2 separate regions of the Mus musculus genome follow, and region 1 is linked to region 2. The links are chromatin loops, found by intact Hi-C in ENCODE. Cell type or tissue: heart. All regions are shown on one strand. Each heading gives the region's core, and the rest is flanking DNA. Links, peaks and the distances in the headings are about the cores only.

Region 1 (5,379 bases), core at 243-5,242, 740 kb after region 2:
CTGCTTTGAGACAGGTTTTCCCACTGAATTAGAAGTTTACATTTTTGACTAAGCTGACTTGACCAGAGAGCTCTATAAATGTATCTGCCTCTGCTTGGAAATTCCAGTCTACAGGAACATACTTCCCTTCTTACACAGGCACTTGGGATTCAAACTCAGGTCCTTGTGCTTCCAGAGGAAGTACTCTTGCCCACTGAACCCTCTCTTCAACCCCCTAAGCAAGCCTTAACCACAATATATTTCTCCTCCAAGGTGAGCATCATAGAAACCAGGTGGAAGCACTGCAGCGTTTCTGAACATAAGAATCAGAAGAATATGATGGGAAACACCTTTAATTCCTGCACTCATAAGAGGCAGGCAGAGTTCTGTGAGTTCAAGACCAGCCTAGTCTATATAGTGTACATAGTGAGTTGCAGGGCAGCCAGAGCTATGTAGATAGACCTTATCCAAAACAAAAGACAAACAAACAAAAAAACCCTTCTGAGATAAATGGGACAATGAAAGGGATGAATCATTTCTTCAACCAAGAAGGAACAGTTGGGATGAAAAGGAAAGAGAATCAGTTTGAAGCTAGCCCTGTAGCCCATCACTCACCGGAGTAGGAAGAAACAGCACCCAGGACAGGTCTCTTAAACTGAAAACTTTTCACAGAAAATAAACACCATTAAGTATTGAAAAGGCAAGACTGTTTCAGGAAGCAAAGAGGAAATGTGACTCACCTGCGACTTGGCTTTATGTCTAGTCCCTGTAGGGGCAGCTTCCTGTTTGCGGTTTATCTCCTGGAGGAAGTTGGTATCTCTGGAAAACAGAGCTGGAGGAAAGGAAGGACTAGACACCAAATCTACACGAGACTACACCGTGCATGAGCAGAGATGCCAAACCCTTATTACCCTGTGCGGGAGTAAGGACAGGGTAGGATGTGGAATCAGGTTGTCTCTTTTCTCGTCTTACTTGCATGAATATATGTGCACCACGTGTGTGTGCCTGATGCCCACAAAGTTCAGAGGAGAATGTTCTATCCCCTGCAATAGGAGTTAGGGATGGTTGTGACTCACTATGTGGGTGCTAGGAACCTCTGCAAGAGGAACAAGTACAATGGCTAAGCCATCTCTTGTCGCACTGGGAGTTTCATTTCTTGAAGCATTGACATGGATACAAGTCTAAACTAAGTTGACCCTGTAGTTGTCAACGTCCCTCCAGCACCTCTGCCTGACTTCTCTGCCTCAAGTTGAGCTTTCGAGGATTGGTTATTTAACCATCACAATCACGCGCCCAGAGACACCATCTCCAGCACCAAGGCCTCGAGAACCATCGGACCTTACCCTTCCTTCACACCCAGAATAGATTCATCTTTGTCCACTCAGCCCAGAAACATGACACTCACCTTTGTGCGCGGTCCCCGAGGTCACTGCTCCTTGCTGATCCTGGGAGGCCAGGCTGTTCCTGGAGCGCGGCCTTCCCCGGTCGGGGCTCCCAGGAGCAACTACAGTCCCCGCCGCCGGACCTCCACCAGGCCTGGCCTTTGTGCAGAGGGCGCCACGCCCCAGGAGGGCCCAGGGTTCGCATGACACTACACTCGCCATTCCCTGCATGTCACGCGAGGGGCGCACGCTCTCCTAGCCAGGCTGCAGACACCCTTCAAGGCCGCTGCTCAGGGACACACCCCCGGCAACACCCACGCCCGCCACGCCCTCGCCAGCCACGCCCTCGCCCTGCCCAACCCCGCCCTAAAAGATCGGACCCTCAGGCAGTTCCTCCGGAACGCACCGGAAGTGGACTTTGCTTGAGCACAAGGCCCCCTGGGAAGTGTAGTCCCCAGCGGAGAAATCCTTTAGAGCCCAGCTGGTTTTTACAAGACCCTGTGGGAGAACCGCGGGACCCTGCCGGAAACACGAGTCCCGCGAAATTCAAAACAGTTCCTCAGAGGCTTCTGGGAGTCCTGGTGACAATTGGAGCGTACGAGTGCAGCGGCAGGGCTAGTGGCGCGCGATTTGAGGTTGTTTGGAGGAAGGGGAGTTGGAGGATGCTGTGAATTGGGCTGGGGCAATGCGGGCTTTTGGCAAGTCCACAGTGGTTCTGGTTGCATGTACTTTTCAGTTTGGGATTCAGTTGCTGCCATTGCAATCTTCACCTCTCCACTAGACCACCTCGACTTTAGTGCCTAGTGTTCAAAATGCCCCTCTGTATGTACTACCAAGTTTTAGGTCTGCAGGTTTCCCCAGGTTTTCTTCTGCGGTGCCTCTTTAATATGTTCACTCTTGCCTTTAATCGCAGTGCCCGGGAGTAAGAGACAGCCGGATCTCAGAATTCGAGACCAACCTGATCTGCAGAGCGAGTTCCAGGACAGTCAGGGCTACACAGAGAAACGGGGAAGCGGGGTGAGGTGAGGGGAGCGCAGTTTATTCTTTGTCGGTTTCATACATGTATATATACTGTATCTTGATCATATCCAACACATCTCCTCTCCCAACCATCCCCAATACTTCCACATTCCTTTTGCCACCCCACCACACTTTTTTTTTAAATATAGCCCTGTTAGTGCCGCCTACCAGTATACCAGTGGAGTGTGACATGAACAATCTACCAGAGGCCACATCCCCAAAGAAAAATGACTCCCACTCTCTCAGCTGCCATCATTTGCTTATAGCTCCTCAGCTAGGTGTGGAGGGGTACGCCCTTCCTCTATCAATGGCTATAATATTGATCGGCGCTGGTAATTACCAGCAATCTTGTGCTGGTAATCAGTTTCTATGAGTTCATGAGCACAACATGCCCAAAACCATTCCACAGCACTCCTTGCCATTCTCAGACTCTTACATTCTTTCTCCTTCGTCTAATACGATGTTCCCAGACCCTTGAGAAGGTATACAAGAATGTCCCATTTAGGACTGTGAGCTGCCTATTTTTGTCATTCAGTTATCATCTGAGAGAGTGTTGTGTGGCTCTGGATGTTCTGGAACTCACTCTGTAGACCAGGCTGGCCTCGAACTCGGAGATCTGCCTGCCTCTGCCTCTGGAAGGGCTGGTTTTAAAAGTGTGTGTCACTACCGCTGAGCAAGCAGAATATTCTTTATATAAAATGTTTGAGAACAAAAGTGTTATTTTTTTTTCTGAGTGGTAAATATGTGCATACCGTAATGAAATATTTTAGAAAAGAAACCAACATCTAAATATAAAACCATTTATGCTTCACAAACACCTCATATAACCAGAAGGAAATTTTATACTAAAAAATTCTTAAGCAAAAACAATATTGCAGCATTGTCACCACAAAGATTTTTTGAAAGGTTGGTTTATTATTTTATGTAAATGATGCTCTATCTGTATGTACATCCGCTTTCCAGAAGAGGGCATCAGATCCCAGGATAAATGGTTGTGAGCCACCATATGGTTGCTGGGAATTGAACTCAGGATTTTGGGAAGAGCAGACTGCTCTTAACATCTGAGCCATCTCTCCAGCCCCTGAAAGACTTGCTTTTATTTTATGTGGATGAGTGTTTTGTCTTCATGTATTGTGTGCATTGCGTGCCTACAGTTCTTGTGGAGCCCAGAAAAGAGCATCCCCTGGAAGTTGGGTTACAGACAGTTGTGAGCTGCTATATGGGTGCTGGGACCCAAATCCAAGTCCTCTGCAAAACCAGCAAGCGCTCTTAACCACTGAGCCATCTCGCCAGCCCTGGCAATTTGATAACAAATTGGGTGGGGGGTAGAGGAAGAGAATGAACTTAGGATAAACAAGGAAAGGCAGGCATACAGTCCAACAGAACCTACCATGAGATGGACTTTACAAAAACCACCCAGAGTCCTCTGGAACAACGAGAATGGAAGTTTGTGTCCCCTGTTTTCCTATTTCTGCAGTGTGTACTCATCTTGCATGTGATCTTTCAGTTTGTTTTTATCCAAGGCCTCGCTATGTAGCCCTGACTGCCCTAGAACTCTGTAAACCTGGCTGATCTCTAACTCAGAGACCCATCTGTCTCTACCTCCAGAGTGCTGAAATGAGATGTGTGTGCCTCCAAACACAGCCACAATCACCCTTTCAAATTTTACTTTTATTTATTTATTTGTATATATGCATTTGTAGGCTTGATTGCCCATGTGCGTGTGTGTGGAGACCATTAGTCGGTGTTGGGAGTCTGTCGCCCTCCACCTTACATTTTGAGATAGGATCTCATGGTAAGCCTGGGGCTCCCTGTTTCGGCTAGACTGGCCTGCTGGGGGCTTGTTAGTAAATATAAGAATGTTTCTTTTGTGACCTAGACTATATATACACATGTGTATTTTTTCCCAAATAAATTCTAATTCTTTGTTCCAGTCTTTAACTTCTAGGCACTTCCTAAAACAGATTCTACGTACCAGACCAGATTTAATTTCTTTACCAATAAGAAAACATAACCTTTAGGATCATTAGAAAGCTTCCATCTTAAATACACTACACATACTAATTGTTCCACCTGAAGACACTTTCAGTTTCTAAATTGTTGTCATCACCTAAGTTCCAAATTTGAGAGGCCATGGTTTAGAAATAATTTTTCTGGTCTAACACATTTTCTAAGCACCCCTATGGGTCAGTGTATTGAAGTCCTTTCATTTTATGTTCTCTTGGTATCTATTTCATTGAAGTTTTAACTTTCCCAGGCTGGAGGTGTAGGTCAGTCACCTTTGACACTTCCTAGTATCACACCATCCACAAGTGGCTCAAGCTGGTGCCAAGAACAAGAACCCGTCAAAGGGGGCTGCCTGCCTTCACTGCTCCCTTTAAATGCACTGCTGAAGATGGACTGGGCACATATGTCGCAATGATCACTTTCTACACCTGAGATGACCTCCCAGAACTCATGCCTGCTTGTTGCGACTCAACAAAGGAAATCTGTAACCCTGGGCCCAATAAAGCATTGGCTCAGGGATACCCCCTCATGTTCCTTTGCCTCTGTGTGTGGCCTCTCTGTGTTCTGTGCTGATGTGTCTCCTAATCATTGAAGGGATGTTCTCCATCCAAACTTAATACAGTCAATCATGTGGCTAAACATTTTATGTGCATTAAATAAACATTTTACAATGAGTATTAGAAGAGTTACATAAATAACATGTATATTTTTAAAAAGAAATTTTCTGACTGTAAAATAAATGAGTAATAAACTTGAAGGAAACAAGATGGATTACAGACATTTGAAAAAGTCCAAGCAAAACAATTGTGTTTTGGATCAGGAGGCTAAGGGGCCAAACCTAAATGGAAATACTTAGCAGGTATATGCACAGGACCTGAGGACAGGGAGGGATGCCTGAGATGACTGCATCAAGAACTCACCAATGATGGGTGGTTTAGGAACATTTACTGAAGATTTCTCCCCATCCCTTACATTCCTAAGAGCTCTTTGA
Region 2 (5,379 bases), core at 252-5,251:
GAAGGGAGAGAGGGAAGGAGGGATGGAGGGAGGGAGGGAAGGAGGGAGAGAGGGAGGGAGGACGGAAGGAAGGAAGGAAGGAAGGAAGGAAGGAAGGAAGGAAGGAAGGAAGGAAGAGGGGACGGAAGGAAGGAAGAGAGAGAGAGAGAGAGAGAAGAAAGGAAAAAGGACCCTTGGGATACAAACAGTTCTAAAGAAGGGCTGATAGCTATGAAAGCTGTATCAGTTACCTTTCACATCAATGTGGCAGGATATTTAATATATGTAACATAGGGGACTTCAATTTAGTCATTGAAACTTGTTTTGTCACTCGTTGTCCTGGCTTGAATCAAAGGGTAACAAAAGAAAAAAAACAAAATCCAAGAAGGGCTGGAGTGATTGCTCAGCAGTTAAAAGCACTAGATGCTATTTCAGCCTTTAGGCAAAGAGCAGGCTACATCTGACTATTGTCACTCTGTTCTGTTGTGAGGCCACTTTCCTTGGACAAAGAATCCTTGTCCATCTTATACTGTACCACTTTGTGGAGCTGGTGCTTGCCACATTGCTTGCAGAAAGTCTGGAGTATCTTAGTAATGTTCACATGTTTACAGGAGTAGTACTGGCACAGAAAGGAAATACAATCTTCAGGAGAGTAAAAATAAAAACAATAAAAACAACCTTCTAGGACTGGATTGCTATCAGGGACATCAGCCCTGTGCCTGGGCTCATTATCCAGACCCCAGGGTTCTGTAACATCAGTAGACCGGGGACCATGTACCATCTCATCTGCATCAAGAGTTTGCAGCCCAGCTGACCCAGCTGACCTGAGAGGCTCATGAATAGAGGCATTCCTACTTAAGGCTTAGAATCAGTCACACTAAGGCAGCAGATTTCAGACTTGTCCAGATGTCAGAAGACAAAACCTATCTCCGCTCCTACCTTCCAACCTTGTTTTTCTTTTAGTAAAAGGGTTTCTTGTGTATTACTGGAAATTGCTCTGTAGAGAAAGTTAGCCTTGAACTCCAAGATCCATTTGTCTCTGCCTCTCAAGTGCTGGAATTAAAGGTGTATGAGCCATCTCTTCTGGGTATTGTAGTTCAGACAATGTGGACCATGGGAAACCGGGACAGTTGCAGAAGGGGAAAGTGGAGAAGCGATATGCATGAAATTAACAGGACTTCTGCGGACACTGTCATGATTACAGATACGCCCGTGTTCGCATTTTCCAGAGCAGTCTTGGGGGGGGGGGGGAGTACAGCAAAGCTTCCTAAATGTTCCTAAATGTTCCTTTAATTTTCTCTTAGCACAATAGAAGCATTAATCCTGACGACTCCATAGTGGTGTGAGAAGTGTCTGAATCTAGAGTCCTGTGGTGAAGGAATCTTTGAATCCAATCCAAACATGTCCTTTTCCCCTCTTCCATGGTCACCATTTCTGTATTTATTAGCCCACGAACCTGGCGAGTATCATTTCACACAAGGCAAATGTCTCAAATGCAAAATTCAACTTTGCCCGTCTCCTGTATTTCTAGACATCAAATAAAACAAGGTTTCACTATGTAGCCCTGTCTGGCCTGGAACACACTATGACAGCTTCGAAAACACAGAAATCTACCTGCCTCTGCCTGCAGTTCTGTAATTTAAGAGTTCCAGCAAGCCTGACCTTGTGACTCAGCCTCTACTATTTCTAATCCACATCTAACTCACCTAAGGTAGAAAACGGTGTGGAGAAAATAGTCTCCACGCCAGTGCCAAGAAATCCACTGAAACTTGGTCTTGTCAAGCAGGGCAGTTGTGTCCGGATCGCAGAAATTTGCTCCTGCATGAACTACATTGCCCAGAAAACATTGCATGAAACTCAGCCAATGAAAATGGGCATTTCAGCGACGGCGAGAACCGTTGGGCGGGACTTTTGGCTTTGCGTGCTGGAGGTTCTTTGTAACTTCCTGGACCCGTCAGTATGGCTCACAGAAAACTGGTGTCATCTGCTTTGGCCATGGCAGGAAAGCCGGCACGTTAAAAGCGTTTGTCCCCCGTCACAGAGACGGATCTGAGGTTTGCGACAGCTCGTGTGATCTGATCCAGGCTTCGAGTGCGGATGGCGACTTCCCAGGGCCCCACCATCCTCTGGAGCCCGATGGTGATTGTGGAGGCTGCGGGTGGAGCCCTGCCCCAGGTGAGTGCCTAGTGATCGCCCACCTACCTGAGTTCTAGAGCACTGAGATCTGGGTCAGGAGCCAACAGGGCAGACGTTCATGTCCCCGACTGTAGGGTACGGATGAACGAAATAATGTTTTTTGACATCTGTGTGCTAGATCGCTAGAGCCATCCCCTCTGACTCACAGTGCCTGTTGGACTGTACCTCCCAAGGCTTGTGGGCGGGCCTGAGCTCGGAGACAGAGCCCTGGGGTGACCTCTACTGGCGTTTTAGATGAGGGAAAAAGGGCCCAGTACCCCTAAGGACCTGACTTTTGTTTATAGAGAGACTGGTAGCCATGGAAGATTTGAACAGAGGTGAAACTTGATCTATTCAAACTTTCCCAAGCATCTCCGGGGGAATATTGAGCAAGGATGAAGTTATGTGGATGGAGACAGAGATCTATGAATCCTTAGGTAAATGCTGTGGACTAATGCAGCAGTTAGGGTTGTAGACCATAGAGGGAGAGATTAGTCTTCAAATATCTGAATTTTTTTGAGACATATGTAAACGAGGCTATGTAAACGAGGCTAGAATCAAACTTGCAATCCTTTAGAGTGATTGGATTAAAGGCAGGACCTCCCACTTCCTGCTTGTTTGACTTTAAAGTAGTACTTTCTTTCCCTTTTATTATTCATTCATTCATTTACTTACTTACTTACTTACTTATGTGAAAACATTCAGCATTTAACTAAAGTCTGCTGTGTTAACTACTTTTCCCCCTGGAACTCAGGTCTGGCTGGCCTATGTAGCCAGTGCTTGCCTCAGTCTCCGAGATCTGCCTTCCTTTGCCTTCCAAGTGTTGCAGTTAAAGGGATGCACACCATGCTTACCCAATAACTTTTTTTTTTCATTTTCCCCTTGGCTTTTTATAGAGACAGGGTTTCTCTGTGTAGCCCTGACTGTCCTGGAACTCTCTCTGTAAATCAGCCTAGCCCTGAACTCAAAGATCTACCTGTCTCTGCCTCCCTAGTTCTGGCATTAAAGGAGCGTGCCACCACTGCCTGACATCTTTTTTGGTTTTTTGAGACAGGCTTTTTCTGTATAGGATTAAAGATGAAAGCCACCACCACCTGCCTCCCAATTGTATATAGATAAACCTATACATTCTAAAACAATTGTGTGTTTGTGAAATTCTCGACACAAGCATTAGTGAGGTGCATAGGAAACAGCTGTACTGAGTACTTCACGCATAGGACTCAGTTTGGTGCAATCACTTTCCTTTTGAGCTAGGATTGTGTGGCGGTATTAATGAGAATGATTTCCATAGGCTGATGTATTTGAATGCTTAGTCACCAGGGAGTGGCACTGTTTGAGAAAAACTAAGAGGTGTGGCCTTGTTAAAGGAAGTGTGTAGCTGGGAGAGTTTGCCAAGGCTAGTGTCTCTCTCTGCCCGAACCCCACCCCTCTTTCCTGCTGCATCTATATTAGGACGCAAAGCTCACATCAGCTACTGTGCCAGTACCACACCAGTCTGCTTCCCACCATGATAATGATAATGGACTAACCCCCATGAAACTATAAGCAAGCCCTACTTAAATGCTTTTGTAAGAGTTGCCTTGGCCATGGTACCTCTTCACAACAACAAAGCAGTAACTGAGACAGGCTGCCATGCTTATCCTCAGGTAACAAACTGAAGAGATTGATTCTTTGTCCAAGGTCACCCAGTAAGAGACACCATTAAGGGATGGAGCCCAGTGGGTACCCGACTGCATGTATGAGAGGGGACTTGGGTGAAATTTTGGGATACCAACACTCTTGCTTATTATTCCCAACCTTGTTTTTCTACAGGTTTCCCAGTATTCAGTGAAACCTGCCAACCAGGAAGAGGTAAGTGGAGGGTGCCCAGGAATCACACTCCTGACTTAACACATAAGGGACCTCAGGGACGGTGGTGTCCTGGGACTCTGTGCTGGAATTGTCTCTGTCCTTTTGTGATAGTTTGTTTATGCTTGGCCCAGAGAGTGGCACTAATAGGAGGTGTGGCCTTGTTGGAATAGGTGTGTCACTGTGGGCATGGGCTTAAGACCCTCACCCTAGCTTCCTGGAAGCCAGTATTCTGTTAGCATCCTTCAGATGACGATGTAGAACTCTCAGCTCCTCCTGCACCATGCCTGCCTGGATGTTGCCATGCTCCTGCCCTGTGATAATGGACTGAACCTCTGAACCTGTAAGCCAGCCTCAAATGTTGTCCTTTATAAGGGTTGCCTTAGTCATGGTGTCTTTTCACAGCAGTAAAACCCTGACTAAGACACCTTCCATTGGATTTCCCTGGCACATGCTCAGAATGAAAGGTCCCCACGTCCACAGCAGGGATTACATGGCTAGGTTTCCCTTTATGGTAACCATTGGCTGAAGATTCAAAGGTCTTAAAGCTCCAGTGATGACATTAGACCAGGCCTGGAAGTGAGATGGGTTGGGGATGATTAGAAATGCTCAGGCATGCATGAGATCAGCTGGTTTTAGTGGAAGGTAGGAATTGTGGTAGCACAGCAGCTGAGGGCTAAGTCTGCATACTGAGATGAAAATGGAGGCTCAGTGTGAAGACTGATGTGTGTGCCCTGCGGTCATGTACAGATGGCTTCCTGGCCTTTGTGCCAGGGACAGAGTGGACAACAGTGACCCAAATGTGGTCTGTGTGAGACAGATGATTGGGAGGAGCCCAGATGAATTCCCTGATAGCCTGATAGAAAGGAGGGACTTTCCTTGGCAGCCTTCTAGCTTGGATTGATTCCAGCTGTGGTGGTTTCAACGGAGATGTCCCACATTGGCTCATAGACTTGAATACTTGGTCCTCATTGGTTAAAAGTCTGGGGAGAATTATGAGATATGGCCTTGTTGAAGGAGATGGAGGTGGGCTTGTATGTTTTTAAAGCTCTTGTCATTTCCAGTTAACTCTCTTAGCTTGCTACCTATGGATCATGATGTATTTAATTTCTCAGCTAGTGCTCCAGTGCCATGTATGCCTGTAGCCATGCTCCCTGCCATGAAAGTTACAGACCCAACCTCTGAAGCCCCAATAAACTTGTTGTTGTTCTATAAATTGCCTTGGTCATAGTGTCTCTTCACAGTAATAGAAAAGTAACCGAGCCAGCATGTCCACTTGGCTGTTGTTGCTGAGTGCCCAGTACAGTGATTAGTGGGACCTGGAGGACAGCTGTGTGTCAATAGGTTCACAGCCTGGTACCCTCTGAGATAGGAGCC

The links. Hi-C counts contacts between places; a loop is a spot of excess contacts. Peaks named below come from ENCODE experiments on the same cell type or tissue, not always from the same donor. Only the 100,000 strongest peaks of a DNase experiment are listed, where the experiment ranks them.
Region 1: it touches region 2 in a loop (5-fold over the local background); 4 of 42 quality-filtered maps call a loop at or near these places.

What each region holds. Positions count from the first base shown.
Region 1 is chr7:6,379,607-6,384,985 of GRCm38, reverse strand. It overlaps Zfp78 (zinc finger protein 78), which reads right to left. Exons shown (of 5, transcript NM_001025163.1): 5 at 2,381-5,379. It overlaps Zfp28 (zinc finger protein 28), which reads right to left and starts at 1,668. Exons shown (of 7, transcript NM_175247.3): 1 at 1,385-1,668; 2 at 720-811. The coding sequence starts at 1,592. In heart, for the core only: CTCF peaks have their summits at 1,589 and 3,362 (motif pointing right); a DNase peak (open chromatin) is centred at 1,715; H3K4me3 peaks cover 2,271 bases; H3K27ac peaks cover 1,329 bases.
Region 2 is chr7:7,117,998-7,123,376 of GRCm38, reverse strand. It overlaps Zfp954 (zinc finger protein 954), which reads left to right and starts at 1,901. Exons shown (of 5, transcript NM_172738.3): 1 at 1,901-2,154; 2 at 3,967-4,005. The coding sequence starts at 2,077. In heart, for the core only: a CTCF peak has its summit at 2,394 (motif pointing left); DNase peaks (open chromatin) are centred at 1,896 and 2,346; H3K4me3 peaks cover 1,569 bases; H3K27ac peaks cover 1,029 bases.